Linked DNA regions of Mus musculus: regions 1 and 2 are each linked to region 3. The links are chromatin loops, found by intact Hi-C in ENCODE. Cell type or tissue: gastrocnemius. All regions are shown on one strand. Each heading gives the region's core, and the rest is flanking DNA. Links, peaks and the distances in the headings are about the cores only. Region 1 holds the start of Tsc2 (TSC complex subunit 2). Region 2 holds the start of Slc9a3r2 (solute carrier family 9 (sodium/hydrogen exchanger), member 3 regulator 2). Region 3 holds the start of Traf7 (TNF receptor-associated factor 7).

Region 1 (9,649 bases), core at 1-5,000, 100 kb after region 3:
AGGAGCTACAGTGACTGGGCACGGTCGATCACCAGACACGTGACACCAGAATGTTCTCACACTCAGTCAGGCCTGTTAATCGCTGGACCCTGCCCTGGCACACCAGCAAAGGCAGGAGCTCAAACGGTGACGGTCTGCCTTCATCCCACAGGCTCACACAGCTCCACCCCTTACCTGTCCCTGTACAATGGCCTTCAATAAGGTGAGAACTGCATGCCGGGCCTCTGGTGGCCGCTCTGGCTGTAGCAAGTCTGAGACAGCCTTCCAAAGTGCCTCCACTGCATGCTGCCATGACAAAAAGGGGACAGTGAGAAGGGTGTAGCCTCCAGGGACCTTAGCCCCGCAAAGGACAACACAGAGCACGGAATAGGGCCTTCTGACTTAAAACCGTGACATTTTTGCCGCCACATCTGACACCCAGCCAAGTCTGTTTAATGGGCCCTGGATCTCGGCGTGGAAAAGACCAGGGAGGACAGGGAAGCCGCCTGCCAGGGAGTCCCTGGTAGCTCTCGCTGCACTCAGAGGCACCATGGTGCTTAGAACAAGCAGCACAGATGGAACCCTAAACAGGCATCTGCCCCAGACACCCACTCCAAGGTGTTCCTGTGTGAGTGAGCCCCGACTAAATGTTCCAGATCTGCTCGCTCGGAAGCCAGGTGGCAGCGACAGCGCACGCCTCTAATCCCAGCACTGGAAACACAGGCACGGGATTCTGAATCTAAGGCCAGCCTGGTCTACATGGTAAGTCCCTGTCTCAACCACCACCACGACAAAGAGGATAAGCAGACGTACATAGCCATAAGCTTTTCCAGGAATTCAGGGAAAGCTCATTTCTTTTGCTACCACCAAGGTAAGTCTCTCAGGTTGCACTTAGGGCATTTCTAGAAGCTTCCACATCATTAAGATGAAAGCTAAATTTCTCTAAAATGGTAAAAACTGCCTCATCACAAAGCTAGCTTTCTGGGCTATGCCTATAGTCCTGATCTACACTGAAGAGGCTGAGGAAGGAAGACCACATCAAGTTCACAGCGTATCAGCCTGAACCACACAGTCAATACCAGGCCAGTCAGGGCTACACAGCACATCTCAAAAACAAGAAAAGACAGCTCAAGGCAGCAGCCGCAGACTGGAGATTCTCTAGAGCCTGCAGTGGGCATGACTCTCTACAGCCTGCAGTGGGCATGCACTACTCCAGCAGTGCAGCTGAGGCAAACCCACCTCCTCAAGCTTCTTAGTTTTTGCCACATCACAGATCTGCCCTATCATTCGGATGCGATTGTTGAGGCCGCATTCACCACTCAGTTCCTAGAGAAGAGAAAAGAGGAAAAGGGCTGAGCTTTTAAAAAGAGGTCTTCTTACCCACTGGCCATAAACCACCTAACGTTGTTCTGCATTTCCCCTGTAAACCAATGGGGTTTCTTTCCTCTCTCTGTTTTTTTTTCTCTCTCTCTCTCCCTCCCTCGCTCCATCCCTTCCTCTGTCTCTCCAGCGTTTCTCTGTGTATCTCTGGCTGTACTGAACTTCCCCAGTGCTGGGCAGGATTAGCAGCATACACCAACCACCACCATCACCCAGCATTTTGTTTTGTTGTGTTTGGTTTGGTTTTTTAAGGCTGGATCTCGAGGCTGGTGAGATAGCTCAGTGGTTAAGAGCACTGACTGCTCTTCCAGAGGTCCTGAGTTCAATTCCCAGTAACCACATGGTGGCTCACAACCATCTGTGATGGGATCTGATGCCCTCTTCTGGTGTGTCATCTACAGTGTGTGTGTGTGTGTGTGTGTGTGTGTGTGTGTGTGTGTGTGTGTGTGTGTATGTTAAATAAATAAATCTTTTTTTAAAAGTTCCTAAAAAGAAAGGGTGGATCTCCAATTTAAAAAAGGAAACGAACATCTTTGAGGAGAGGAGGACCCAGTCTCACTACTGTAGCTCAGGTGGGTTACAATTATGTTGCCTCCAACTTCATAATCCTATCTCCTCTGCCTCTCACGTGCTGAGAGAGTACAGGGCATCTATCTACCATAACACTAAACAAAATAAGTTTTCATACAACACCTAACTTCTAAGGCAAGTGTGCTAAAGCAGGACACCAAGATCCTGAGGACAGGCATATATCTGTCTCCACAGTACTGGGGACAGCAGCCCTATGCAGATGGTTACCAGCAACCCATCTCCCACAGAACCCAATGACAGACAAACCCAGCCTTCCTAGCCTTTGTGCTGGGCTAGCCAAGACATTGGCCACTCACTCACTCTCAAGATTTCCGATGTGATGATAAACTCAGTCTGTTTGCCTTCTGCACACCTGGGATTTGGCCTCGATGTTCCCAATCCCAACAGTATCTTGAACTTCTCCTTCAAGCCGGAATCTTTGCTTGTTGGTTTGGCCATGGTGGGCAGGGCAGTACTAGAGAACTGCTCTGTGTAGAAATAAACATATTATTTGATACACCCCAGGAAAGGTTCTCCCTTCTGCCCTCGAGGCGAACCTCCAGAATCCTAGGTCAAGGGTAGGCAATAACCTGTCCTTCCTACAGCCTCTGGGGCAACTCAACTCCATGCAGGAGGAACTCAGCCACAAATCAACTCCGGAGGTATAGGCTTACTCTAGCGACCCGCCTGTTGATTGCCATTAGTTCTCCCTAGGTTAAGGAGGAGCTGTCGCGTGAATAGATGCAGAGGCCCGCTCACATTCGCAATGGAGGGCTTGAAGCGCTAGGACTTGTCAGCGGTGGGAGCGGCGGAGGATTGGAATCAGAACGACCAATTCCCCTCACCCCATCGCGACGCGACCACACAAACCATCGCAACCCGCCCCAGCAGTCAGAGCCTCCAGGGCTACTCACCCCGCGCGCGCCTTTCGCGCGCAGGTCCTCCTGCACCCAGGGAAGGGCGCACACCCCCGGCCCAGGGCAGCTGCCGGAAGCGCAACCCGTACTTCCGGGGGCGAGGCTTTGCTGACTATTTGCGTTGAGCTCTCTGGGAATTGTAGTTTCGCGTGCGCGTTGAGCAAGTGGTGGGATCGCGGGGCTGCTCGGAGGAGTAGTTTACAGCCCAGGCATGAACTCAGGGGTGCGGATGGTGACTCGCAGTCGGAGCCGCGCGACTAGGATCGCGTCGGAAGGGTGTAGGGAGGAGCTCGCCCCGCGAGAGGCTGCTGCAGGTAGCTCTGCGCCTGCAGGCGTTTTGGAGGAAAGGAGGAACGTGGAACTTTGGCTCCAGGCTTGCGTCCCGGGCCGCAGCATCTGACCTAAACTCTAGGCGCCGCGGAGTAGGCAGCTGCCTTGAATCTTGAATTGAAGCTACGCTTAAATCTCACGTGGCCCCACTTCTAGCTTCTTCCAAGGGTCTGGGACCCGCAGGGTCTGCAGGGTCCGTAAGACTGGGTTCTGGATGTATTCATCCACCCTTATCGCCAGTGAAAAGTTTTAGTCCAACCAGCCTAGCTTAGGACATTCACTTGCTCCAGGCTGTCCGTGGGACACAGCTCTGTTCTCAGAGCTGCCTCCCTCTCTTGTAGGGCCAGGCTGTGTGCCAAGAACACACCCAGCTAGAAGTCTTCTCTCCCAGCTGGACGGTGGTTCTGAAAGAAAACAGGCCCAGAGAGAAAACAGGAAAGGGCATGGCACTCATTGTGTTTGTCCTGTAGCCATTAAGGGCCTACTATGTGCCAACTAGTGGTACTCAGGGAGTAATTATCAGCCCGTCCCCGCCTGGGACTTAGACATAAGTGGCTAGAGCAGGAGTGTGCGTAGGCAGCAATGGTCTCCCAGAATCGGTTCAGTAGTAGAGATCCGCTGGGATCCAGGCTGAGGCTTGGCAAGGGCCAAGGGCCACAGAAAGTGTTGATACTGTTAAGGCAGCAAATGTTTTATAGTAGTAGAGTTTGGAGCTCATCCTAAATGCAACGATTTCTGAAAGGGGAGTTGCACTGTCCAGTTTGGGTGTGAAGAGAGAGGTTCTCTTGAATGTAACTCAAAGGACTTGGGACAAAGGAGAGAGGTTATATTATCCTAGAGGCTGTTACTAGTGTCGGTGTGCTAACAGGCACTTTGTCAGACTGTCATGTACTGTTGTGACAAGGGCAGAGCACAGCACTTCTGTACACATCGTGGTAGATAATGGACAGTTAGTTGCACAAACAAGTGTGGGGATGTGGATTGGCAGGTAAGCAGCACCCTTCCCCCACCCTCATATAAAACCCACTCCAAAGACTGAATGGCACTTTTTTGCAGAAGGAAGAAAAAGCCACAGGCCCGTGAGACATCCACGGAGAACACAGAAAACGCATGTGGCCTATGAAGCGGCTAATGGTGAGGAAGGCGAAGATGCTGAGCCCCTCAAAGTGCCCGTTTGGGAGCCCCAGAACTGGCAGCAGCAACTGGCCAACATCCGCATCATGAGAAGCAAGAAGGATGCACCTGTGGACCAGCTAGGCGCCGAGCACTGCTATGATGCAAGTGCCTCCCCGAAGGTATGCAACACCTCCGCCTATCCAGCAAGGTGCTTACTTCCTTTTAGGTCTCTACCAGAAAAAGAGCAAGACCTGCCAGCTCTCCCTGCTGCCATACAGGAGGATACATACATACATACATACATACATACATACCCAGGAAGATGCGCTCCTCCCATAACCTTAGAACATGTACAACGTACATCACCTGTCAATCATTGTGGCCACCGTGCATGGCAGAGTGTCTGAGACTTGAAGCCTCATGCACAGTGGTGGTGCATTTGGGAACATCCAATAATGCAGGAGAAGCAGACTCCCTTACATTGTGTTGGTTCCTTAGACTAACCATAGGGCTAACTACCTTCGGATCCTGGTATCCTGAGTATCTCTAACTCTGGCCCTTCTTGTCTATAAAATGAGTAGTGTTACACTGTAACAGTAGCAGCTAGCTATGGTCTAATATCCATCCCATACAAGGTATGATTCCAAGCAATTCATCCAAGCTTCGGCTACTCTATAGAAGTATGTGACAAGACAGATGGGTAAGGGACTTGACTGGGACCCGTCCTTGCACAAGCAGGTGAGGAGGTACCAGGTACTCCTGTCGCTGATGCTCTCCAGCCAGACCAAAGACCAGGTCACAGCAGGTGCTATGCAACGGCTCCGGGCCCGGGGCTTGACTGTGGAGAGCATCCTGCAGACCGATGATGACACGCTAGGCAGACTCATCTACCCTGTGGGCTTCTGGAGGGTAAGCATTACCTTTGGCAACAGAGCCAAGAGGGGGCACTGTTCTGAGGATGTGAGGCGGGCATCTCTGACGACAGAGACTCTTCATGCTTCTGACTTGCCACAGGTCTATCCCATGGGGCTAGTACCCTGCCCCTGAAGTTCCTGGGATGCACCTCTACACATCCCTTCATTTCTCTACCCTCCTACCCAGCTGCCTCCACTTCCTTTCCTTCCCTTCCCCTCCTAGGCTCCCCAGACTGTGTCACTCCACAGAACCCTGGGAGGTGGGTGGAACTGTGGGGAGGGCGCTTCCCCTTGGCACTGCGTGGGCCACCGTCTATCAGATTGGTTTTAAATAGCCCTCTCCACTCAGGCACAGGATGGGAACCACCCAGCTGTTCTGTCGGTTGCCTGGGGGAGTCCCAGGCTCCAGCCTTCCTTCCTGAAGGCCCAGGTGCTATTGAGTCTAGGTACTGCTTAGCCTCTGGAGGGAATACTGAGGCAGAGGACCCCAACTGGTTCCCACACACTAGGGGGGGGGTGTCTAGTTATGCGCTGGAGACCTGCCAGGAGTTCCTTCAGGCCTCTTTGCTGCCTTCTTCACCTCCTGGAGAGGTGGGACATAGGCAGGTGATCTGTGACGCTGGGCACCTATGGGTCCTCCCGATTAGGCTATGCCTTGCCCCAAGGCTGACCCACACCATCTTTCAGAACAAGGTAAAATACATCAAGCAGACAACCGCCATCCTGCAGCAGCGCTACGAAGGGGACATCCCTGCTTCCGTGGCTGAGCTGGTAGCCTTGCCAGGTGTTGGGCCCAAGATGGCACACTTGGCTATGGCTGTGGCCTGGGGGACCATATCAGGCATAGGTGAGTCGTTTGCGCCACAAGGAGGGAGAAGTCAGCTCTGAGCTTGATTCTTCTTGGGTTCTATTGGGGTTCCCCAAAGTTTTTGTGACTCAAACCAGAGTAGCAAAAGGGTATGGTCAGTGTTGAGCAGACTGACTGCTGGGTGCTGAAGACAAGAACTCAACGTTGGCCGGGTTCCATCTGCATGCTGATCTCTATGAGGGACTTGAAGCCAGCTGATGTGCACACACTGTGGAGCCTGACTTAGGGCTCTGGAAAACCTTTCGGTTTTGGTTTTTGGGGGGTGGTATTTGTTTGTTTGTTGGGTTGTTTTGTTTTATTTTTGAGACAGGGTTTCTCTGTGTAGCCCTGGCTGTCCTGGAACACACTCTGTAGACCAGGCTGGCCTCGAACTCACCGAGATCTGCCCGCCTCTGCCTCCCAAGTACCAGGATTTCAAGGTGTGCGCCACCACCACCCATCGAATCTGCCTCAGCTCCATAAATCCCGGGCTTATAATCATGCTTGACTGTGCCTAACCCCAGGAAATCTTTCTGAGGTCATGTTTCAGTTTAGAGTTTCTTGTGAGTTAGTGGGACCAAGAGGTGGAAGTGTGTCCCAGACAGAAGGAAGAGCAACCATAAAGCTGAGTAACGACACAGAAAGCTCTAGAATGGGTGAGGCAAATTGATGTCGTGGTGGAGGAAGAGGAAGGTGGTCTTGTGGGATGAGAATGGGCAGTGATGTCTGGCATCCTTTTTCTGAGTATCATCTGGTAGCATTTGAAGCACCTTGGTGTAGCTAGGTTGAAGACATACTCCCTGGGGCAGTGACAGAGGTGCTGCCTTCTCAGAGATTTGCCTAGAGTTGTCGGGGCTCCTGTGGTCACATTAAAAAAAACAAGATTTAGTCCTGAACTCTCTTTGGGCTCCCAACCCTTGGCTCCTGCATGTGCCCAATGGAGGGATTCCGTCAGAGGTTTCTAAGCTGGTAGGGCCTTTTAGCACTGCTCAGTGGGTAGAGGGCAGCTAGGGGCCCAGGGCTTTGACTGGAAGCTGGTGACTGCTTGTTGGCACTGAAGAACAGTGAGCATTGGAAGAGCCAGGCCAGGTAGGAAGTGGGTGAGGCCTCCCGCCTCAGTCTCCACTCCTCCCCTCCCAAAGCCACCAGCAGCCTCTTAGTTGACACTTGAGCTTATCTAGCTGGTGTCCTCAGCTGCCTGTGTCCCAGGAGTAGGAAGTGTCTTTGTTGGGTAGCTCTGTGGGGGAAGGGCCCTGCAGGGAATTATGCATGCAGTGGTCAGGACAAGGGCTGAGTCCACCCACTTCTCTGTAGTCTACCTGCTGTGAGAGCCCTAGGGTTGCCTCTTGAGGAGAAAATGTGTTCTCTCAAATGAAAAAGCTGGAACTCTGGAGTTCTGACCTTTGCAGCTGGGTGACCTTAGGTCAAACATAGGGCCTCTCTGAGCTTGAGTTCACCTCCAGTGAAGTGACTGCCCTCCGAAACACCACAAATGCATAGGAAGCCCTTCTGGCCAACATAGGAGGTTTATACATGTGGTCCTGCGTTGGGCCTCTGGGGTTCTAATGAGTATGCTCGCCTCTGTGACACGGAGAAGGAAAAGGCTTCCATGATATGGCCCCTCAGCCTGCACCTCCAGCCTTTTCCCCAGACAGTTAGCACCATCAGGGAGCTGGCATGGGGACTAGCAAGCTGTTTGACAAACCTTTGAAACAGAAAGGCAGGCATTGCAGTTGAGCAGGTGGCTTGGCAGGAGCCCCCAGTGAAGGCATGAGGCCGAAACCCTACAGTGGCCAGCGGATGGGAGCAGGGATTGGAACACAGCTGGAGCCACCCTGATCCTGCTCCCCATTCTGTCCCCAGTAATTTCGTAGCAGGTACCAGCTACCTCTGCAACAGTGACCCACAGGGCCAAGCTTCTGCCACCCAGTCCAGTGCTCAAAGCCAGTGGATAGCTTGGAAGGGGCCGTAGGACCCAGGAAGATGGAGCAGAGGAAGCAGAGGGAGGCCCTTTTCTAATCCAGGCCTCATTCTTGGATTTAGACTAAGTTCACACTTTGGGGTTTGAGGCTTGTTTTGTTTTTCCCAGGATAGAGGTGTTTTGTTTTTGTTGTTTGTTTGTTTGTTTGTTTGTTTGTTTGTTTGAGACAGCCTTACTCTGTAGCCCAAGCTTGCCTTGAATTCAGAGCACTGCTACTTAAACCTTTTAAGTGCTGGGAAGGAACCGCCATGCCTGCCTTACCCTTCGGTTGTTTCGTTTTGTCTTGTTTTGAAACTGGGTTTCTCTGTAGCCCTGGCTGTCCTGGAACTCACTTCACAGACCAGGCTGGCTTTAAACTCAGAGATCCACCTGCAAGCCTTTAATCTCATCACTTGGGAGGCAGAGGCAGGTGGATTTCTTGAGTTTGAAGCTAGGCTGGTCTACATAGTAAATTCTAGGAGGATAGTCAAGGCCTTGAAGAAAGACCCTGTCTCAAAAACAAACAAAAACCAGGCTGCTTACACGCCAGATTGAGGGCTCACTCAGACAGCCACTGCAGATACTTACTGTACCTTCTCTCATGGGAGGGACCCTGGGCTGTCACCTAGCCACACTTGCTTAGGACCGGGGACTGGGATAGGGACACAGCCCAGCTGGCAGAGTGCCCTTGGTCAGCCTGCCTTGTCTCCAAGCAGCAGTGGACACACATGTGCACAGAATAGCCAACCGACTGAGGTGGACCAAGAAGATGACCAAGACCCCAGAAGAGACACGTAAGAACTTGGAAGAGTGGCTACCCAGGTACAGTGTAGCTTGGTGAGCTTGGGGGAGGGAGGTGTCCTGCTGTCATCCACACTGACCTTTCTCTTACCCTCACAGGGTGCTGTGGAGTGAGGTCAACGGACTACTGGTAGGCTTCGGCCAACAGATCTGTCTTCCTGTCCATCCTCGATGTCAGGCTTGCCTCAACAAGGCCCTGTGCCCTGCTGCCCAGGATCTCTAAGGGCCATAGGGCTTCCTCTGGCTAGTGTCTGTGAGGTGCCTTTGTGGGGCGGGGTGGTAAACTTTGGGGGGTGTTTGCAATAAACCTGGGAAGTTTTTCACAGTTGATTTCTTGGCCCGTTGGCTTCAGATGAGGCGAAAAAGCATGTGTGTGATGCAGTGTGTCCGCTCCAATCCCATGTGGGGGCAGGATCGTCTGAGAGACTGCGTGGGGACAGTGAGGGAGGGAGGGATGGGAGGGGAGCATAAACCGAGGAGGGAGGAAACAGAGCCAGCTGCAGCCAGCTGCTGGGAAGCCTATGGGGGAAGCATCCCTGTGAACTCTCACACACTGTCCTGCGGCCCAGCACTCCTCTGGACCTAGCTTCCAAACTCACACTTGGCCTGTGCCTGGAACCCACCCCATGTTAACAGAGGAACTCTAGACTCAGGACTTGACACAGTGGGAGGAGAGGATGACGTTGTTCCTCACTCACCTAAAGGTCGTCTGGAATGGGCCTTACTCCTCCCCACTACCCCTCAACTGAAGATTCAGAAAACACACAGGCGCCAGAGTTCAAGGCAAGGCCTGTTTAATTTGAGGGCGCGCGTGCGCTATGGCTTATGAGGCAGA
Region 2 (10,546 bases), core at 2,554-7,553, 120 kb after region 3:
TATGGATGACCCCAGAGAGACCTGAGAGCACACACACATAACTCACACACTGACAGAAAAGCATCTATACCACAAGGCCACAAGGTGCCTTAGCCACCTCCTCCCCCTCCATGGCACACGGAGGCCAAAACTAGCAGAAGCAGCCAGGGCCCTGGCCAGAGTAGCCGCAGTGCGGCCCCTCCCTACCAGGATGTCCTCCCTCCCCCGCTTGTGCAGGACTGAGCTTCCTCACCAGGAGGCCAGCTGGCGGGCCACGTCCCACACCTCGACACCCAAACAGCAGGCCCCCATGGGACCCCTGCAGGGTCCCACCATACGGCACGCAGAAGGGTGGTCGTAGGCATCTTGGCCAGCGCTGTAGGGACGCGCCCCTAGGAGGGAACCGGGGGGCGGGGCGCAGCGCAGGGACCCACCTGGTGATGCGTCTCGCCCTCTACGTTGACGCCGTTGACCTCAACCAGGCGGTCCCCGGCGCGCAGCGCGGCCGCCTCGGCTGGGGAGCCTGGCTCCACGCGCCGGATGAACTGGCCACGGCGGCCTTTCTCGCCATGCAGGTGAAAGCCGTACCCTTGCTCTCCGCGCACCAGGCGACACAAGCGGGGCCGCAGCGATTCCAGCGCGGCCATGGCACCCGCTGCCCCCTGGCCGGCCGCGACTGGCCACGGCTCACACCACCCGCAGGCTGGAGTGCGGAGGCGGCGGAGGCGCGGGCGGGAGAGCAGGCAGCGGCCTCGGTGGCTCCTGCTCAGCTCGCGTCGCCTCGGGCTCCGGCTTCGGCTCTGGCCCTGGCCCCTGCTCCTGCTGCAGCGCCGCCCCCGCGCCCGCCCCTTCCCCGCCCTCCTGGCTGCCCCCGCCCTAACCCAAGCCCCGCTAGCTAGGCCCCTGCCTGGGCGCCCAGAAACCCTAGGACCAAGGAGTGGGATTGCTTGGTCAGGCAACCCTCGAGTCCCTGGGAGTCCTATCTTAACCCATTTTGGCCACCCTCCGTAGCGCCAGCACCTTTGACTTCTGTCCAGGAACCACTTTTTTGGACACCTGCATATGGTACAGTGAGAGAGGTTCCAGAAATGGGAAGCCTCTTGTCAGAGACACTCTACACAGAGGCCAGAGGGGAAGTGCAAGGGCCACTGCGCCCTTTCCTCGGGATGCACCCCACCCTCTACCTACCAGGAGTGTTCTGCCTGCTCCCTCTAGATCCCCGAAGTTGTCTTGTCCCGACCCAAAGAGCAACAGGCAAGAATAAGAATTTAAAGAGACACCACGGCAACCAAGGTCTTTGTCTTTAGGCAACCAAGGACAGCAAATAGGTGTCCCCTTGTTCTTCCCAGGAAGTGTTTGTCCATTAAACATCCTGTCTCCTGTATTCCCTGCTTTTTGGGAACATGAGTTTATCTGGCAGAAATGGGAGGTGTGTGCTGTCTTCCTCTTGACCTAGTATGAACCGTACTGAGGACTTTGGTCCCTGAGCTCTAGGTGGTGATCAGCTGTCCCAAATTAAGCCCCACAGGGCTCCCAACGCCGGTTCCTAAGTCTATAGTCCCAATGCACTTAGATTTACAATTGATGAAATTCTCATCTACTCTTACAGGAAAATAGTCCCACTGAAAACCCCTTATGCATTCCTATATGGTTTTCCAAAAAACAGCCCTAGAGAAAACTGACCATTTTACAGATCAGGAAACTGAGGCCTAGAGAAAACCCTCTGCTAGAGTCCAGTACTGTGAGACTGCACTTTCACCTTGAAGCATCCTCCCAACACATAAGACAGCTGAGATCCAGGCTTACCCACAGCCTGCTTCTCCCCAGCCCACAGCTCCTCACTTACCTGGTCCCCCGGCGTCAGGTACAGCCAGCTCAGACAGTTCCCCATGTGGATAGGAGAAGCAGTCCTAGCTCAGTGTTCTCCTCTCCCTCCCCTCTCTCCAGAACCCTTAGCTGAGGCTTTCAACCCCCACCCAAGCACTAGGACCCACCTCTCAGCAGCAGCCCCTTGGGTACCCACACCCTAGCTGCTGCTCCTAAAAGGCACTTAGGCTGAGGATACTTTGTTGCTCCCTGCCTCCAGCCCTCTCTTCAGATTCTAGCTGATGCTGCCACAGGCCTGACTGACCACTTCCATCTATCTGTCTGCCTGCTTATCCAAAGAGTTTGTCTTTCTAGCTTAGGATTGGTTTCACTGAGCCTGGCGTAATGCTGGTTGCCCATGGAGATGGTTAATGTGTATAAACTATGTATATCCCATCCGTGTGAAACTTGGAAGTTATCCCCAGAATAACCAGGAACCTGCCAGACCTGCTAACAGCATCTTTGTGGTCACACTAAAGAGGTTGGCAAGATGGGAGATCTCTAAGCCAGGAATTGAGGAAGGTAGGGGACCTTTTCCCACCCCAACCTCGGGCCCTTCACTGGCTCTCTGTCACCAAAGACTCAGCCCATGACTAAAAATAGGATGGGGGCTTGGGGGAGGGAGGAATAAGGGCAGGAACATGTAGTCTCAGAGGGGCCAGGAGCCAAGGATGATACAGCTCTGCAGTCACAGAGTAATAGCAAAGGAGTTCCTAAAGCGAAAGGGCTGGAAAGTGCCAAGGAAGGTGACAGAAAGGAAGTCTTAGCCCATCAGTGGGCTTGAGCCACAAAGGAAGCCTGGACCAGCAGTGTGAAACAGCAAGGAAGGGAAGCCAGGCCGCCACCAGAAGTCAGCACCTCTGTGGTCTTTGTAGCCAGCCTGGATAGAATATTTCAAAAACAAGAGCAAACAATGGGGCCAGAGAGATGGTGCCTCTGTTGAGAGGACCAGGGTTTGATTCCCAGCAGCCTTCAGGCAGCTTCCAACCATCCATAATGGAATCCAACGCCTCTCTCACAACCATTCATAATCCAAGGGGTCCAGCCTAAGCTACAGGAAGACTGTCTCACAAACAAACACAAACAAACTCAGGGATGAGAATGTAGCTGAGCTGTTAGAGTGCTTGCTCAGCATGCAAAGAGCCCTAAGTTGTATCTCGACCATTCCACAAACCCGCTGGGCATGCTTCTAATCTGAACACTTGGGAGGAAAAAAAAAAAAATCAAGATCATCTTCAACTGCATAGTGACTTTAAGGCCAGCCTGGGCTACATGAGACTCGGTCTCAAGAAAACAAACAAACAAACAAACAAGCAAAACTGATTAAAGAGATGGCTAAGTGGTTAAGAGTATTTACTCTTCCTGCAGAGACCCTCTGTTTGGTTCCCAGCACCTACATGATACCCCACAACTCTCTGTAATTCCAGCTTTAGGGGGATTCAACACCCTCTTCTGGTCTTCGTGGGCAACTTCACTCATGTATGCATACCCCTACACAGACACAGGATTAAAATACACACACCTCACAAACCAAACTGGACAAGAAAGAGCCCATTTAAACAATAAAACAGAGCTCGGTCTAGTGGCTAGTTCCAACACTAGGGAAGCAGAGGCAGTTGGATTTCTGTGAGTTCCAGGCCAGTCAGGACTACACAATGAGATCCTGTATCAAAAATGAAAGAAAGGAAAACAGCCAGGGCAGACCAAGGGTGACCATTTTTTCAAGAGGGAGTTGGTGACAGGCACAGGGGTAGAGGAAAAAGCCTGGTGCAGCAGGGGTGGGGGTCTCTCAAAGACCACACCTCCTGGACCTTCTTCCCTAATTTCCTCCAAGGCTTTAGGCAGACAGAAAACCCCCGTGGACCTGAGAGGCAGGTACAGTGCAAGTTGAGACAGAACGAGACTTGAAGGTATACCCTCCCATGAGGTTAGCACCTCAGAGAATGGGATAGGAAGGCAGGTGGCTAGTGAGGCCTTAAGAGTCCAGAGGGCTTTATCTTTCTTCCTCTTTAAAAGGTGGGGAAACCTAGCCCCCAGGCCGGCAACATCCAAGAAGGTTGAGACAGCATGGGATGCTTAGGGGTATGTTCCCCACCAGGCTTCACCCACCCTACAACCTGCTATACAAATGGCTCACCTGTGTGACAAAGAACTGATATAGCAGTCCTTCCCTCCTCTGGATTATCCAAGGCAACAGAGGTGCCCTGTTGCACCCCTAGTGAGACAGAGGGTTTTTCACTAAACAGTATATATATAAAAAAAAAAAAATAGGAGGCAGAGGCAGGCGGATTTCTGAGTTCGAGGCCAGCCTGGTCTACAAAGTGAGTTCCAGGACAGCCAGGGCTATACAGAGAAACCCTGTCTCGAAACACCACAAAAAAATAAAAATAAAAAATAAATAAATAAAAAATAAAAAATAAATTTTAAAAAATGTATGTGCATCTTTCTTGAAAGCGCCAAGGCTGTGTGTGTGTGGGACCTGGGAAACCCTGTTTCAGGGGAGGAGCCCGTATTCTGACACCTGGTAAAGGCTAGGATCGTCCTGGAAAAGCGCAGCTACCTTAATGGGTAGTAATGGCCCTGCCTACATCTATCAGGTCTCGCTTAAGGCCTCCCTCCAACTACATCACGCCTCTCTTTGGATCCCCAAATTGGAGCAGGCGTGATCAGCGTTACGAAAGGAGAAAGTACAGAAATCCGGAAGAAAAGGGACAGGGCAGGGAGAGAAAGGGTGGAAAGAAGGAACAGGAAACTGACCACCTTCAAGAATTTGGAAACCTCACCCCGCCCCCTTCCCTTCCTTGGCAGTGGACGGCCGACGATAGCTGCGTAGCGCCACCTGGCGGAAGGAAATGTGATTGCTCCATCGCGGGGCAGGACAGGGGCTGGAAGGTTAGGGGTGCGTGGGACACATCGCAGGCAGATAGATAGATCCACCTCATACTTCACTTCCTTAGTTTAGACCAGTTCCACTTCTGTGGGTTTGTTTGTTTGCTGGTTACACCACTCAAGCAGAGGAATGCAAGCCTTGGGGAATAATAGAAAGAGAAGACCTCTAATAGGACTCAGCTAGCTCTGCCCTTCACCCTGGGCCCTGGCACCCACTTCTCTAGAATGAGATTGGTCTAGGCAACCAAACCAAGTCCCCAGCCCTTGTGACCAAACATTTGCCAGCTACTTGGCGTTCCACACCGGCACTGGCAAGCACTGGGTAAACATTGCTCAGACCCAAGGAAACAGAGGTTTGTGTACCTTGGCCTGAGCAAGAGAGGTCCAGAGCTGGAGAAGCCCCTAAAGGATCATTTAAAGAAGCCTGAAGAGTCTTTTGTAATGTACTCTCTAGGATGCTCAGGATACATCTAGCAGGAGGTAGGAAGGACAGAGAACAAATGTAGCCGAGCAGAGAGCGTGAGAGCATTATGCTCACCCCAGGGGCAGTGGGGAGCCAGTGGGATATTGTACACCTGGGAATGACAAGGTCAGGACACTGATGTTTTGAAAGGTTAAATTTGTTGCAAATCACAGCCAAAATAGAGAGAGAGCTGAATATATGAATAAATAATACCTTTAGTCCTAGGGGGCAGGAGGTAGAGGCAGGCAGATCTACAGAGGCCAGCCTGGTCTACAGAGTGAGTTCCAGGACAGCCCGGGCTACACACAGAGAAACATTGTCTCTAAAAAAACAAACAAACAAACAAACAAACAAAAACAAAACAAAAAAAACCCAAACCAAACCAACTGAACAAAAAGAACTGGGAGAAAGGCAGCATTTTTGGGCCCACAAGATCGCTTGAGAGATAAGGCAGTCATATAACCTGAGTTTGATCCCTGGGACCCACAGAGTGGAAAAAGAGCCAACTCCTGCAAGATGACCTCTGGCAGCTACACAGGTGCCTTGGAAGACGTGTACCCACACCCCAAATAAATGAATAGATTAAAAACAAAGATAAACAAAAAGTGTAGAGCCGCTGATATAGCTCAGTGGGTAATGGCTGCAAATTTGTCCCCTGGGACCCACATGGTAGAAGGATAGGACCAATTCTAGCATGTTGTCTTCTGACCTCCGGAAGTGTGTACACACTCACAAGAAAGAAACAAAGACCTCAGCACTCGGGAGGCAGAGGCAGGCGGATTTCTGAGTTTGAGGCTAGCCTGGTCTACAGAGTGAGTTCCAGGACAGCTACACAGAGAAACCCTGTCTAAAAGAAAGAAAGAACGAAAGTACGAAAGTAAGAAAGAAAGAAAGAAGGAAGGAAAGAAAGAAAGAAAGAAAGAGAAGAGAAGAGAAGAAAAGAAAAAAGACAAAAAGAAAGAAAGAAAGAAAGAAAGAAAGGAAGGAAGGAAGAAAGAGAAGAGAAGAAAAGAAAAAAGACAAAAAGAAAGAAACAGGGCTGGTGAGATGGCTCAGTGGATAAGAGCACTGACTGCTCTTCCGAAGGTCATGAGTTCAAATCCCAGCAACCACATGGTGGCTCACAACCACCCATAACGAGATGTGACTCCCTTTTCTGGAGTGTATGAAGTCAGCTACAGTGTACTTACATATAATAAATAAATCTTTAAAAAAAAGAAAGAAACAAAGAGAACAAAAATAAATAAACAAAATGTAATTATAAAATGCAGGAGGCAAAGACAAAGCTCAGGAGTTATATGTGCTTGCTACTCTCTCAAAGGACCCGAGTTCAATCCCAGCACCCACATCACAACCACCTGTTGCTCAAGTCCCAGGAGATCCAATGACCTCTTCTAGCACCCAAGACACTGCCTGCACATGTTACGCTTGAATACGTGCAGGCAACACATATAATTTTTTAAATCTTTTAAAGGCGTGGAGCGCTGACCTATAGGGAGGAGGGCTCTCAGTTGGTAGGAGGACATAGTGGGTCAGGAGTGGCCTGAGTGGGGCAGCAGTCGGGGTCCACCTGTTCTTTGCCTTTGGGAAGTGGATCTAGAGGGGAGCTCACCACATGTTTACAGGGGAATTCCAACAGCAGATGGGGAGGGAGATTTGAGGAGTCCCAGCACTTAGGTCTGAGAAAAGACAGATGCTAGAAGTTTGGAGATGCAGCAGAGGGTGAGGGGTCTAGTTGTGTGAAGCTGGATGAAGCCCAAAGATGTGCATGCATGGGTGTGAGTGTGGTCTCTCTGTGTGTGTGTGTGTGTGTGTGTGTGTGTGTGTGTGTGTGTGTGTGTGTGTGTGTGTGTTCTGTCCCAAGCTAGTCTGGAAATTACTATGTTAATTATGCTGGTCTCAAATTCACAGCAACCACCCTGTCTCAGCCTCTCAAGTACAAGAATTATAGATCTGTGCTTCGATACACAGCTTGATCACATGGGACCAGAGCAAAAGACTGGAAATGCAGAGGAGAATGAGAGTCCGGGAGTGGGGGCTGCGGGGGGGGGGGGTTCCTTCAGAGTGGAAGCCTGGCTATAAAGGAAGCCGGCGCCTTCTGCTTGCTCTCCAGATGCTGACGGGAGGGAAAGGATTCAAGGAAATTCAGGCTTAAAACTAATACCAGAAAGTGGGCGAAATCCTGGTGTGCTGCCTGGGCCAGAGGCAAAGCTCACACTGCAGAAAAGTCTCAGCAATCAGGACAGAGGACAGAGTGAGGGCCACCTGAACACTCCACTCCCTAGTTTCTCCCTCCTGGATGCTTCGATGGTCTGGCCAGACCCAGGGGTGTCTTGCTCTGATCCCGGTAGAAGTTTGGTGGGTGGGTCATCATATTCGGGACCCTGAACACACATGAACAGGGAAGGGAACATACGGAGGAAGCAAGCCAAGGCCCCGGAAGCATCTCAGCTTTGCTCTCCGCACTGTGTCTGTCCCTAAGGACAAACGGATGAGCTGGTCTGGTCAGGGAGGGCTTCCTGACATTTGCCAGGGCGTAGGCGCGCAGCTATGTGCGCTCTGAAGCTAGATGCTAAGTACACAATGAGAAAAAGGGTCACACGCGGGGGCGCAGGAATCAGGTTGGTTTTATTGACCAGACCACGAGGCCTGACTGGAGCTTCAAGCTGTGCTCCTGCCTAGGTCAAGCATGGGGGCGCCATCGGTTCTTGGGCCTGACAGGATCGGCAAAGATGACTTGCTGCAGGAACCATGGCTGGGCACGAAGCGTCTCTCCGAAGGCTCTAGAAAGAACAAAGCAGGACTCTAGAGACAGGGGCAAGGCTCTCCATTCTGTCCTCAGGTTGATATGGAAGGAACTCTGGGAAATTCTCCTAACGTGATGGGAAACAGAATGGGTAGGGGGGGCGTAGTGGCCCACACATGTAAAATCAGCAACCAGGAAGATAGGGAAGCATAATATCAAAAGGGGGGGGCTGGAAAACAGGGTATAACTCAGTAGGCAGAGTGCTTGCTTAGCATATGTGACGTCCTGGGTTCCATTTCTAGTACCACGTAAACCGAGTGTGGTGGTGCACACTTGTAATCCTATCACTTGGTATGTGGGAGAAGGATCAGGAGGAGTTCAGCCTGAGCTACAAGAAAAAGGGAAAAAACAAAAACAACAACAACAAAAACCCACCAGTACCCATAGGCTCGCGGTCTTGTGTGGTCTAAGACCCCTGGAAATTCCCTTGCCAGATGCCACGCCCACCTCCTCTCTTTCCTACTTACCTAGCAGCGGGCTCCTCTGAGATCCAGGAGTGAAGGCTTAGCGACTGCTCCGGTTGGCGGACTCCCTCCAGGTCCCGCGGACTCCAGGGTGCATGGACGGGAAGCCCTGCAGGTGAGCTCCTGCTTCGTACCTCCCACAGCTCCTGCCCTGAGGAAGGAAGCAGGAGAGCGCCGCGGGCGACCGGTCCTGGGAGCCGGGAGAGGGGTCCAGCAGCCCCGCCCAGGGCACGGCGCCACTGGTAGGGCGAGCGGCGCAGCCCCATGAGCAGCCCGGAGGCACGACCCACTGTGTGATAGCGGGGACTCGCCACGTGCTTATACCAGGCGCTGGCGGGCAGCGGTAGCAAGAGCAGAAGCAGCAGCAGGGGCAGCAGGGGCCGGTTCCTGGGAGTCCCGGGCCCAGGGCCCCGCACTTCTCTGTTAGACGCCAGCGCGCTCACGTCAATTGCCCCTTGGAGGGTTAGGACAAGAACTGGGTTTATGTCTCCGAGAACGAGAACGTCGGAGCTCCAGAGGATGGAGAAGACCAGTCAGTTGGTGCGACTACAGCCTTTCAGTGGCCCCGCCCCGGATCGCCCCCGCCGCACATGTCGCACTCACCCAAGGGAGAGGAGGATGGAGAGGGAGGTGAAGAGGGAACCCAGGCAGCTAGAAGCCTCTCAATGAGTAGTTCGCAAGCTGGACTGTGTTTGAAGCTCTAGTGGGGGATCTCCTTGCTTACTCTTTCCTCGCCCCCAGAAAGGGAACTGTCAAGGAGGGAGTTCCGGTACCACGGTCTCAGAATACAAGAATGGGCTGCCAGGGGCAAAAGGATGCCCCCTTGGTAGGAGTTGCTTCAACTGGAGCACTTAAGGAGAGGAGACAGCAGAGTTCTGGTGGGCTAGCATAGGGCAGTTTTGCGCGTGGGGCCACTCTTCCCTGAGGGCTGTACCTCTTCTTACCTAGTACAGCTCCTGAGATCCCACCCAAACCCAGTCTGCACTACAGGTAGCTTAATACTTGGAGACCTTGAGCTTGGGGCTGAGGCATGGGAACACGTTCCTATCATCCCAGCATGGATCTTGAGTTCAAAACAGCCTGATTATGTGACCCTAGCTCTAGGAAGAAGAAGGAAATCAAAGAGATGGGGGTGCGGGGAGCTAGGAAGGCAGGAAAGCAAGCAGGCAGGACAGTTTGGCCACATGAAGCCATCCCTGTGGTTTCTGGAGAGCTAGAATGTTAAGAGGTTCCTCCTGGAACCCTCAGCCCCAGGAGGCTTGACTGGGCCCTACCAAACTCCAGAGCCTCCTCTGTAACAATATCTTGGCACAAGACCTCCTCCCCAGCCAAAGTCAATCAGGGGAAGGGCTTAGCCCCACAGCAGGTGACTTGTTCACCTGTATATAAGAATATTCCAGTTGGGCATGGTGGCGCACTTTAATCCCAGCACTTGGGAGGCAGAGGCAGGTGGATTTCTGAGTTCGAGGCCAGCCTGGTCTAAAAAGTGAGTTCCAGGACAGCCAGGGCTATACAGAGAAACCCTGTCTCGAAAAACCAACCAAACAAACAAACAAAAAAAGAATATTCCTCCCTTATCTCTTTTCCTAGCAAATTTCTATAAACTTCAAGACTCCACTAAAATGGCTTTAGTCACCTCACTCCTCTAGCACTTACCCACTAAGACATCCCTCAAGCCTCTAGTTGAGAAGTTCTCATACAGCCCGGACTGGCCTTGAGCATGCTATGCAGCTAAGAATAACTTTGAACTTCTGACCCTCCTGTTTCTACCTCCAGGGCTAGGTTTATAGATACAGGCCACCATTTCCAATTTGAAACACCTTATTTTGATCTTCAAACCAAAGGAACCGCCTGTTCCTATGGGAGCCCTAGTCTTGGAGAGAGCAGCCTGGAGAGAGGAGTGGGCAGGAGGCTCAGCATGACATCGCCCACTGCCTGGCCACTTAGGTCCCCAGGAGCTGCTGCGCACTCCAAATCAGTGGGGAGATGGGCCAGCAGTTAGGAGAAGTGGCTGCTCTTCCAGAGGACATAATCTTGATTCTCAGCACCTATATGTGGTTCATATGTCTGTACCTCTAG
Region 3 (10,546 bases), core at 3,371-8,370:
TTATAATAATAAATAATCTTTGGGCTGGAGCAAGTGAGGCCAACTGGAGCGAGTAGGGTATATACATAAAATAAATAAATTAATTAAAAAAAATAAGGCCGGGTGTGGTGGTACATGCCTTTAATTCCAGCACTTGGGAGGCAGAGGCAGGTAAATTTCTGAGTTTGAGGCCAGCCTGGTCTACAGAGTGAGTTCCAGGACAGCCAGGACTACACAGAGAAACCCTGTCTCGAAAAACCAAAATAAGTAAATAAATAAATATTAAAAAGAAGGGGAAAAAAGCGTGTGTGTGTGTGCGTGCGCATGTGTGCTGGTACCTATAGAAACTAGAAGGAGAGCTGGATGCCCTGGAGTCAGAGTTTGAAGTGGCTGTGAGCAACCCAATGTGTACAGTAGGAACTCAACTTCAGGCTGTTGCTAAAGCAGGAAGCTCTCTCTCTCTGGTTTTTCAAGACAAGGTTTCTCTGTGTAGCCCTGGCTGTCCTGTAACTTGCTCTGTACACTAGGCTGGCCTCAAACTCAGAAATCCACCTGCCTCTGCCTCCCAAGTGCTGAGATTAAAGGCATGTGCCACCACTGCCTGGCAGGAAGCGCTCTCTTAACCAATCCCTCAAGAGTCTTTTTCTTTTTAAGATTTATTTATCTAATTTTATGTGTGTTACTGTTTTGCCTACATGTATGTATGTGCACCATAAACACAGTGCTCACACAGAGGCCAAAAGAGAACACTGGACCCCATGAACTAGAGTTATAAACTGGGAGCTGCCATGAGGGTGCTGAGCTCTGACCTAGGTTCTCTGCAAGAGCACGTACTTTTAAACACCGAGCTATCTCTCCAGCCCCAAGATTTTTGTTTGAGAGGCTGAACCTGGGATATACAGTGCTACTCTGACAGACAGTCAGACAGACAGACAGACAGACAGACACACACACACACACACACACACACACACAAACACACACACACACACCATCCATAGAGAAGGACACTACCTATCTTGGCTGTCACCAGCAGACAAGCAGCTCAAGGCTTCAGTCTTGCCAGAGCTGTGGGTGGTCAACAGGCTAGCCTTCAGCCAGAGCACCTTCTGCTCATATTTGCCAGAGTTTGAAGCACATCTCCTGGTATGAGGAAGCCAGTGCGGGGGCCTGAAGAATGTCCAGCCCCTACCTCAGCTCCCCCGGGCTCAAAACCAGATCTGGCTGCCAAATCCTATAGAAACAGACTTGGTTGCCATAACAAAGCTATGTGCACTTCCTCTGGCTGTTCCCTTGAATGTCCCCTTAAGCACATCTTTTCCATCCCAAGCAGGCAGGGTATTACAGCCAAGGTCCCCAGAGTGCCTTTGCTTACCTCAGACTTGAAGATCTCCCAGAATCTCTAAAAACCCTGGACACAAAAAACCTTTTGCCTCTTTCCCTCCCAGCTTCCCAGCTAGGCCTCCATCCTCAGTTTTCCTACTGTCTATACCCACAATCCCAACTCAGTGGGCGGGGGTCCCTTAACTTGCTTCTCCTGCCCAGTGTTCTGCTTCCTTCTTACACCCCATATCCAGCCTCTGTACCTGGCCTGCCCAGGCTGAACCCCTTCAGAGCTCAGTGAACTTCAATTCCCCTGCTGCCAGGGGCCCTAGCCTCACTTCACTCACATTTATTTGCCTTGTCTATGGTATAGGAATCAGGCTTTCTTTGTCTAGAAGTGCAGAGGACTTCCCAGGGGAGGAGAGTAGCCAGATCCGAGCACACAGAAAGAACACTCTGAGATATATGTCATCCCATCCCAGTGCCTTGCTGTCTCAAACAAATCCAACTGGTATCAAACTTGTGGCAGCAGGTCCAGGGATCTGCTTAAGTGGCTTTGACCCCCTTGTGTATGCTTCATCCCACCCCACAAAAGCTTGGGTAAATCACTAAAGTCCCAGGCCAGCAGGATGAAGAGCAGAGACCTCTCCAGCCCCACCCACACCTGCTTCCGGCACCCACAGCAGCTCCACTCATCAAGGCCGTTTCCCCTGCAAACGCGACCCCCTCTGGCATCCTCCTCTGGCTCTCTTGGAACTGGACGCGTTTATTTCTTGGCTTCTATGCTTCTATACTGTGACCTCCTCTGCTTGGGACTTTCAAGAATCATCAAGTCCGACACTAGCAGCTCAGTCTTAGAAGTCTATTTTCTTTAAGCCATTTACTCTTCCCTAGGACTGGCATTCTGGGATACTAAGAGTATCTGTTGAAGGATGGGGGTTTCTCATGCACAAGCCAGTCAGAGATCTGATAAACTGCTGGGTGCCTACAGATTTATGGGAATCCTTGTCTACAGTACGATACAACCAGCTGACAGTTCTTAAAAGCAGCCATAGGCTGGCACTTCACACATATGGCGCTTATGGTAGAGTAATAATGACCATGGGCTCTAGACTCAGACAGACCTGGGTTCAAATTCTACTTTGACCATGCAAGAGAGGAATAACTGGGTAAGTTGCGTGACCTTGAAGGAGACTGTATTTCTCACTATAAAACATTTTAATGGATCCAAGTCGGAAAGGAGCTATCAGAGGTAGCTTCAGCTCGACCTTCTTCCTATTTTCTGCACCAGGCATTGCTTCATCTGAGATGTATACCCTCTGGGGCTTAGAATAGGGATACCCCCAAAGACTGTTTAGTCTGACCCCCAAGGAACTAGAAGCCAGCCAGAAAGAAAGGGTATGGAGCTCCATTTGTTTCTAGTGTGTCAGCCTCAGCTCATTACTAAACACCCCGATCTTTCCTGTTCATTTCCTGAAAGACTCTGATGTACAGCTACAAGAAGTTATATCAAGGAACTTCTTGGATTTGGGCAATACTTTTGGCCACTCCTTCCTAGTCACCTTAGTCAGGCTGTACACAGCCATTCTCATTTCCTGAAGAGACAGCTGCAAATAGATTTAGGACCTCAGGGTACAGGGACTTGAGTTTCTGCAGAGAAACATGAATGTATAGAGGATCTTCAGGATTGTCTTTATGACTGCAGCAGCGCCTGCCACAAAGATCCTCAGGAAAGAGATCTGGGACATGGAGAGGCCCCTGAAGAACAAGGCTGCAAAGGAATGAGCCTGTGCGTGCAGGGAGCGGGGCAGGAGGGGAGATGAGACAGATATCTCTAGACCTCAGCCTCATCTGATCATGTTGGCCTGCCTCAAAAGAATCTAGGCTGGGACAACTGGCCTCTAGTGAGGGTTAGAAGACGCTGGTCTAGCTTCCTCACTATTTTACTTGACTCATAAATCATCACACATACCAGAGGCTCTCAGACTTTACCCTGCTCTGCCTCTTAACCTTACCTATCACTTACCTATACTTGCTGGCTTGCTCCTCTGACTCCCCCTGCCTGTAAGGCTCTTCCTGAAATGTCTCAAGACTGACTGCTTCTCCATCAGATCTTCAGCTAACTGTAGGTCTCCCTACCAAAGATTTAAGAACGCCCAATACTCAATACTTTATCTGTGTTCAGTTCCCCCCCCCCCGTAAAACTTATCACAGTTCCTCATGATTTTTAACTTTTTATTTTAACTAGAATAACAGTACTGCAGGTGAGTTGCCACAAGGAGACAGTTACCAAAGTCTTGAGACATTTTTGTCATAACAAAACAGGGCTGTGGGTGTTACTACTACCATTCAGTGAACAAACTCAGAATTGCTGCTGGACTGCGTACAATGCACAGGACCCTAGAGGCAGAATGGTCTGTCTCAAAACCGCGTACCAGATGAGCTTATCAGTTTGGAATCCGGTTCTCCGCCGACTTTCCAGAGCCTAGGATACTGCTTGGCACACAGGCAGCGCTCAAAAAAACATAGGAGTGCAAAGACAACGAAAGAGAGAGTGAAGGGAAGGAGTGACAGACGGATTTACTTGGAGTCAGGAGGACTTATAGAGGCTGAGACCCCAGCCGTCTCAGTCCCGCCCCCCAGGCTAGGCCCACGACCGCTCGCGACGCTCCCACAACCAGCCCGCGCTCCACCGCACTCCCCGGAAGAAGGAGCCCCAGGTCTTGTGCTCCGCGCACTCACTCACCCGCCCGCGGCTGCCTAGGAGCAGCGACTTCACCCACCGGCATCATCTTGCCCCTCTCGGCCCGCGGCCGGGAAAGGTTTCAGGATACAGGAGCCGGAAGTCCCGGGGCAGGTCGGAACTTGTAGTTCACGGACTTCAGGAACTCTAGGTGCTGCTTCACGCTTTGAGCTTCCTAAACTACGACTTCCGGCGACCTCTGTACTGAAGGACCGGATTGGTAGCTTCAGAATCACTCTATGTTGCACATTGGAATTTGATTGGCTAACTGAACTCGTCACTCATGGACTCAATGGCTCTACAACCGGGAGGATATTCGAGCTACTCAAAATACCGCCTCCAAAACAAAAGTCGCTGTACGATTGGTGGAAATTGCAGGACAGCTCGAGGAGCATATCAGCAGTGGAGGAAGGTGGGCACTTCCTCAGAGGTGGCCCAATCACATAAGGGGCAGTTCTATAAACTCTTGAGCCTCGCGAGCAGTCGCTCTTTTTGGGAGTGAGTGTGTTCGTGGTCCCTTTCATCTAGGTTTTGTAAGGAACGTTTTGGGAGTAGTGCTCGCCGAATGGAACTCAAAGGACCTCTGCTACAGATCTGCCTTCCTCCCGAGCTGAAGTGCTTTAGTCCTAAGGGTTTAACCCTTCCCCATTTTTCTTCTGACTCCATTTTTGCAGGTATGAACTGGTCGGGCCTGGCTTCCCTTTTCAGCCCCAAGCCCGTGATGAATTAATTTCTGACACCTCGTATGAAAACTGCATGCGTAGTCTGATTACATTATAAGACTGAGGCTTGGGCGCGACGTCACTAATTGGATGGGTTTTGAGTGAAAAGTTAACCAAAGTAAAGATTTATGTTTGATTTTTTTTTTTTCAGGGCATGTTGAGTCGGCTGCATCTAGAGATCCAACGAGTAGGAGTGTTGGCTGGTAAGCTGGGCATCCGTGTATCTGAGTTTCTTAGCAATAAAGTGAAATGCAATCTTACTGTGGTTTCAGACGTTGTGATTTCATGTGCTGATAGCACAGTGCCGTAGAGGCCCTGGTTTGGCGTCACACAGTCCGCAAAGGGGTTGACTAAGATATTCTGTTTGAATCATTCTAATCTAGGGTGACCTTATAAGCCAGCACTACTTAAGGAATAGGCTGTGGGGCACCCTAATCTTGATAGTAAACTATTCCTGTGGGAATTTTGGTGACGGTATCAGCGCATGTGTAAATTAAGTGTTTCCCCAGGTGAAGTACCTTTACCCCCCCACTAAGCCATTTTTGCCCCAGGAGGTGGTTTTCCACAGATGACACAAACTCCAGAAACACCTTTATTAATAGGGACTTAGAGGACAGGTTTTCACTCAACATTTGTGGCTTGGTGACTTTAGTACAAAGTGGAACGGACTGGGCCAGCCTGCTAAGTTGTGACTGGGTTCTATCATTCTGACCTTGCTGTGCGTCCCTATATCAGCCTCCTAGTGAGTCGGAAGCAGTCCAACAAATGGACAGTGACTGACATAGCCTTGAGTGGGGTCCTGTCTGAGCAGTGTGCTGCGTGTGGTCCCCCTCCTCACTTCTGGGAGTGCCCAGAAGAGGGCAGCAATGTGCTGTGGCCTGGTTTTTATGCTTCAAGACCATTTCTGGTGGCCACTGGGGCAAAGGGTAAGCATTAGCCTCTGGTGTCTTTGAGAAGACACTAGGGCATCCATCCTTTGAGGACAAGTCTATAGACTCGGGCAATTCTCAAAGGCAGAACTGCTTCCTCCAGCGTGGAACTGAGTTTCAGCAAGGTTCAGAGTCGACAGCAGGAGACCCCTCGGCCCTCCCTCTTAACATAGTCATGCAGCCTGAAGCGCGGCTCGCTGGGAGCCTTGGCTGATCTCTGTTTCAGCTCCCTGAAGAGCAACAGGGGAGGGGATGTAGATAACATAGAACAAGGTAGCCCACTTATCCTAGAATGTGAGGTAGTGTTTGTTCATTACCAGGACTTACTTTGCTATGGCTGTAAAAGCCAAGTCCACGTTGAGGCCAGTCCTTGCGCTGGTCTCCATGAAAGGTAGCCCATACTCCTGCAAATAGTTACTGCCAGCTAGGTGCTGGGCACCTGGGGGCAGCTCAGTGTCCCAATCTCAAGAACACCCTCATCGTCCTCCCTGTCGACTCACCTTGGCTAATTTCTCCCCATCTTCCCTCTTTACCACACGGTCTTGAGTAGAGTCAACCTGGCCAGGCACAGGGATTTCATTAGTGCCTGTCCCCGGTGCACCCTGTGGGCCAGGCTGGAGAGGACAGGCCCAGAGTCCTACCTTGTTCCCTAGCAGCATGAGCACCACATCCTGCTGGGCATATTCCTGGATCTCTGTCAACCAGGCCTGTATAGGGAAAGCTGAGGCCAGTCTCAGGGCTGGTCCTTGTGGCCTCTTGTGCCACACCTGATTGAGTGGCTTTGCTAGAAGCCCTTATTTATCCAGGTGGTCCTGCTAATGGAGCCAGGTGTCACCCAGGCCCGTTGAGTTAGCCAATAGCCTGGCAACCATGAGCTGAGGGGTTCATCATGTCTATCCTTCCTGTTAAGTAACAGGACTCGGGCTCCTGATGCCATTTAGACAGTCTTGATTCATTCCCCCACCAAGGCCACTGACCTGAATGTTGTCGAAGGAATCTTTGTTGGTGATGTCGTAGAGCAGCAACAGTGCTGGATATAGAAAGCAATGAAGACGTCCCTGGGGGGGGCCTGGTGGCTCCTAACTACCTGCACCCTTTTAGATACTCCCAAGTGACTGCATCACCCTCACCTGCTGTCCCATAAGTGTGCCTACTTGCCTCCTGCCCCCATGCCAGTAGGCAACCCACACTATGTGGAGGATAGCCAGACCCCATGTCAATGGGCTTACCGTGAGCATCTCGGTAGTAGGCATGGGTGACACTTCGGAACCGCTCCTGACCAGCTGTGTCCCAGATCTGTGGCAACAGGCACTGGTCATACTGCCCAACCTCTCTCCCTTGTGTCTCCAGCCCCACACTCCTGTCACCTCACCTGCAGCTTCACCTTCATGCCATCCACATCCAGAACTTTATTCTGAAACAGAAGCAGCCAGCAAGCAGTAAGGATGCCTGCCATCCTCTGGTGGAAGTAGGAAAGGCAGTAATAGAAGCAATGGATGGACTTCCCACTGAGTGGAAGTTGGAGGCCCTCCTATCCCATTCCTACAGTGCCTCCAGTGCCAACCCTGGGCCTCTGTTAACAAGCACGTACACCCCAGGTCATACCAGCTCCTACTTGTCAAAAGTGTGGAACTGTTAGTACACTTCCGGCATAAAGACAGATACTAGCTTAGGAGCACCTTCAACTTGAGCTCCTTCACCCTGCCTGGAGAAGCTGATTTTATCCCCTCCCCCCTCAGTCACTGGGACACCCATTTCCCAGGAGATGGTCTTATGCTTGTCTGACTCTCTACTGTGCCCACAGAGCCCAGATCTATGGTTGATATATAGGGGATATTCGTGAATTTGCTGTCTGCAAGTTTTCCAGATCGGTCCCTTTCAAGATGAGACACTAGACTAAAGTGCCATCCACCTGTCATCCCAAAGAAGGGCTGACTAGAGGGTGGAGCTACAGGAGGCCAAGCCTGGCTCTCCCTTTCTCCAGAGCTTCCAGATCTTGAGGGACCCAGGCTCAGCCTGGCATCTGCCTGGCACAGGAGGGTGCTTCGCCTTTCCTGCACCCTGAACAGGGGTGCAAACCAAGCAGCCCTACAAACCAAGAGGAGGAGGGGGAGGCCATGACAGGCAAGGAGACCCGTTTTCATGCCTCTCCTCCTCCCTCTGGTACTTCAGCCTTTACTTCACCCTAGACTCTTATAACCTAGAGGGCTTAAGGAGACCTACAGTCTTCCAGGCCTGTATAGGATAAAGAACAGGTCCCACTGGAGGGAGCCCCTTTTCCTGTCTCCAGAAATGGGCCTTCCTCCCAACCCCCTGCTAACTGGGTCAAATTAAAGGGTGAGAAAAAATGCAAATTCAGGATTTGCCAAGAACACACCAACACCTCAGCACATGAGATTCAGACTGGGTGGGGGTGGGGATGGGCTTTAACACTAGCACTCGAGACCCTGCCTGGGATCCTAAGGAGGTCTCCATATGCAAATGCAGGGATCTCCTGAGTGAACAGGCCTTAGGTTTTCTCTCGCTGTCACTATCCTGGAGCACAGCATCAACCCCTGGGATGAGAAAACGGCTTCCGCTGAATGCAGGCACTACCCTGGGTATTAGGAGGCTTCCCAGGACCCCCGGACTCTCAGGGGTGGGTGGCAGATGCTTTGGTAGCTAAGCTCCACCCCCTGGGCCTATGGACATGTCAGGAGATTGAGAATCCACAGCCAAGGGTACTAGGAGGACTATGTATAGGAACCATAGCACAGTGGGACCCAGTCAGAGCTCGGGACACCGGCCTCTACTCTCACCCGGAAGTCGATGCCCACAGTGGAGATGAAGGTACCAGCCAGGAAAGCCCCATCCTTGAAGCGCACAAGCAGGCAGGTCTTCCCCACACCGGAATCCCCCACCAGCATGACCTAGAACAGGCAGGAGGATCAGAGGATTCAGGCTTGGAGCCGAGGGCCTTGCCCACCTAGAGATGCTTCTGATCTGCCTTGAGCTGTGGGGGAGGCAGGAGAGGAAATGAGTATCCCAGGCCTGTAGGTTCAGCAGTGTGGACCCCAATAGCATGGATGCCCAGCTTCTCTCTCCCCCTCCCCACCCTCACCCCCGTTCACCCCCTATCACCTCTCCCTCCAACAATGCTGCCTCAGTCACAGAGAGTGAGGACAGCTGTCCCCATCCAGGACCTTACCTACCCCTCCTCCATGGACAACATGCTTGATCTGGGAGGGCAGCATTTGGGGCCTATGGGGAGCAGAGCCATGGGAGTGCAGCTGGAAGCTCCTAAGAGACCTTTGGGGACTCAGTATTGGGGGCCTCTTCGAATTCCAGCAAAGACACAAATCTCAGCAGCAAGGTTCGGAAGAGGTGTGACAGCTTTTGAAGTGAAGAGGGGGTAGGGATATCTGTGGGCCTGAGGGCCAGACCAGTGAAGTCTTTCCCACCCACATGATCCCTCAGGCCAATGTTTCAGGACCCAGTGATGGCCCTGCCTTCGGAGGTCAATTCACCTAGGCTTCAATTTTGTTCTGGTCTAGGGTGGCCTTGTTCTCTTCTCTCCCAGAAAAAGGACACTTACAGCCCCTTGGGGGGGTGAGGGAAGGCAGCATATGGATGGGAAATGATGAGACAGGAGCACCGGTAGGGGCCATAGATCCCAGAGGGACAGCTTCAAAACTCTGATCTTGCTTGGCCTTGCAGTAGATGGAGTGGGGGTAGGGCCCTGCCAGCTGTTGAATACCCCAGACCCTAGTCTAATAGTTGTGTTTGTGTGTGTGAGAGAGTGTACGCGCGCGCTCGTGCACGCACGTAGGGTCGCGTGACAATGTAAGGTACTGCCGTGCCATCTGCAAGGTGCTGTGCCAATTCAGCGCCGAGGGTCTGCAAGGCCCTGCACTCTTCCCCAGCGGCAGTCTAGGATCCAACGCCACCTGCTGCATTCCCATGGCGGGGAGGTGCCTGGCTCACCTTGAAAGCAACATCGTAGAAGTCTCCAGTGCTACCAAGTGAGGGCCGGATGGACTGCGGGGGCCCATTGGGCGGTGCCTCTGGGCCAGGGCGCACAGTCCTCGGATGTGCCAGACGTGGCCCATTGGTGGCGGCGGCGGCGGCGGGCAGCGTAGAGGTAGCCGGCTCACTCCCCCCCTTGCTCTTGGGGGTCTTCTTCCTGGACATGGTTCTCAGTGTGCTCCTGCTGCTACCGCTGTGTCCCGGGTTGTCCCACGCCCCGTGCCCGCCAAGACCGACTCGGACCCGAACCCGTCCCGCAGCGGCAGCGGCGGCGGCAGTAGCAGCAGCATCTCCAGCACTCAGTGCCTGCCCCGCCCCCGCGTCCCCACAGGCGGCGCAGCCATTCAGGCCCAGCCTCCCGCCACCACTGCCAATGGTCGCTCTGAGGCGGAGCCATGCAAATAAGTCTGTCGCTCCAGGGGCGGGGTCAAGAGGTCCCAAGAAGGCCTTAGGTGTGCATCCCAGGAGCATGCTCCAAGTGCACTGTGCTCAAAGGGCTCCAGTTGTCCAGTGAAGGAAGCACCAGGATCCTGTGTCCTCTCTTTGCCCCAGTCTTCAATGTCCCAGGTCAGTAACCTAGCTCAATAGACTAGTCCATGGACCTGGGACTACGATGTGTTCTGAGATGAGGATGCTGGGGCAGATGGCTTGCATGAATAGGCAGCCTGAGATTCAGGGTTTTTGTTTTTGTTTTTCTATCAGAGATACCAGCCATCTGACTACTTGTCCTCAATGCTATTCCCTCCAGGATAGGCAAATTTAAGAAGCTCCAACACTCATGCTTCACAAACAATCCCTGCTGCACCGAGCACTCTGGGCTCAGCTGATCAGAGGCATAACGGGCA

What was found. Hi-C counts contacts between places; a loop is a spot of excess contacts. Peaks named below come from ENCODE experiments on the same cell type or tissue, not always from the same donor. Only the 100,000 strongest peaks of a DNase experiment are listed, where the experiment ranks them.
Region 1: a loop joins it to region 3, with 1.8 times the contacts of the local background. A loop is called at or near these places in 5 of 42 quality-filtered maps.
Region 2: a loop joins it to region 3, with 4 times the contacts of the local background. A loop is called at or near these places in 17 of 42 quality-filtered maps.

What each region holds. Positions count from the first base shown.
Region 1 is chr17:24,629,695-24,639,343 of GRCm38, forward strand. Tsc2 (TSC complex subunit 2) reads right to left here and starts at 2,933. Exons shown (of 42, transcript NM_001286713.1): 1 at 2,844-2,933; 2 at 2,251-2,417; 3 at 1,219-1,305; 4 at 175-285. The coding sequence starts at 2,388. Nthl1 (nth (endonuclease III)-like 1 (E.coli)) reads left to right here and starts at 2,988. Exons shown (of 6, transcript NM_008743.2): 1 at 2,988-3,160; 2 at 4,233-4,471; 3 at 5,031-5,201; 4 at 5,894-6,053; 5 at 8,730-8,835; 6 at 8,914-9,144. The coding sequence starts at 3,058. The coding sequence ends at 9,037. Slc9a3r2 (solute carrier family 9 (sodium/hydrogen exchanger), member 3 regulator 2) reads right to left here. Exons shown (of 7, transcript NM_023055.2): 7 at 9,588-9,649. In gastrocnemius, for the core only: a CTCF peak has its summit at 3,029; DNase peaks (open chromatin) are centred at 2,944 and 3,514; H3K4me3 peaks cover 2,003 bases; H3K27ac peaks cover 2,876 bases.
Region 2 is chr17:24,649,525-24,660,070 of GRCm38, forward strand. Slc9a3r2 (solute carrier family 9 (sodium/hydrogen exchanger), member 3 regulator 2) reads right to left here and starts at 781. Exons shown (of 7, transcript NM_023055.2): 1 at 414-781. The coding sequence starts at 626. Npw (neuropeptide W) reads right to left here and starts at 9,028. Exons shown (of 2, transcript NM_001099664.2): 1 at 8,471-9,028; 2 at 7,805-7,980. The coding sequence starts at 8,901. The coding sequence ends at 7,881. In gastrocnemius, for the core only: a CTCF peak has its summit at 4,693 (motif pointing left); a DNase peak (open chromatin) is centred at 4,666; H3K4me3 peaks cover 361 bases; H3K27ac peaks cover 1,024 bases.
Region 3 is chr17:24,523,718-24,534,263 of GRCm38, forward strand. It overlaps Traf7 (TNF receptor-associated factor 7), which reads right to left and starts at 4,221. Exons shown (of 21, transcript NM_001172113.1): 1 at 4,049-4,221. It overlaps Rab26 (RAB26, member RAS oncogene family), which reads right to left and starts at 10,030. Exons shown (of 9, transcript NM_177375.1): 1 at 9,660-10,030; 2 at 8,495-8,605; 3 at 7,069-7,110; 4 at 6,926-6,992; 5 at 6,674-6,726; 6 at 6,338-6,403; 7 at 6,197-6,253; 8 at 6,024-6,100; 9 at 5,337-5,926. The coding sequence starts at 9,866. The coding sequence ends at 5,824. It overlaps Rab26os (RAB26, member RAS oncogene family, opposite strand), which reads left to right and starts at 4,534. Exons shown (of 2, transcript NR_045289.1): 1 at 4,534-4,719; 2 at 4,919-5,027. It overlaps LOC115488833 (a small nucleolar RNA gene), which reads left to right and starts at 4,759; the gene lies at 4,759-4,836. It also overlaps Gm33508. In gastrocnemius, for the core only: a CTCF peak has its summit at 5,614 (motif pointing right); DNase peaks (open chromatin) are centred at 4,210, 4,376 and 5,622; H3K4me3 peaks cover 2,468 bases; H3K27ac peaks cover 2,549 bases.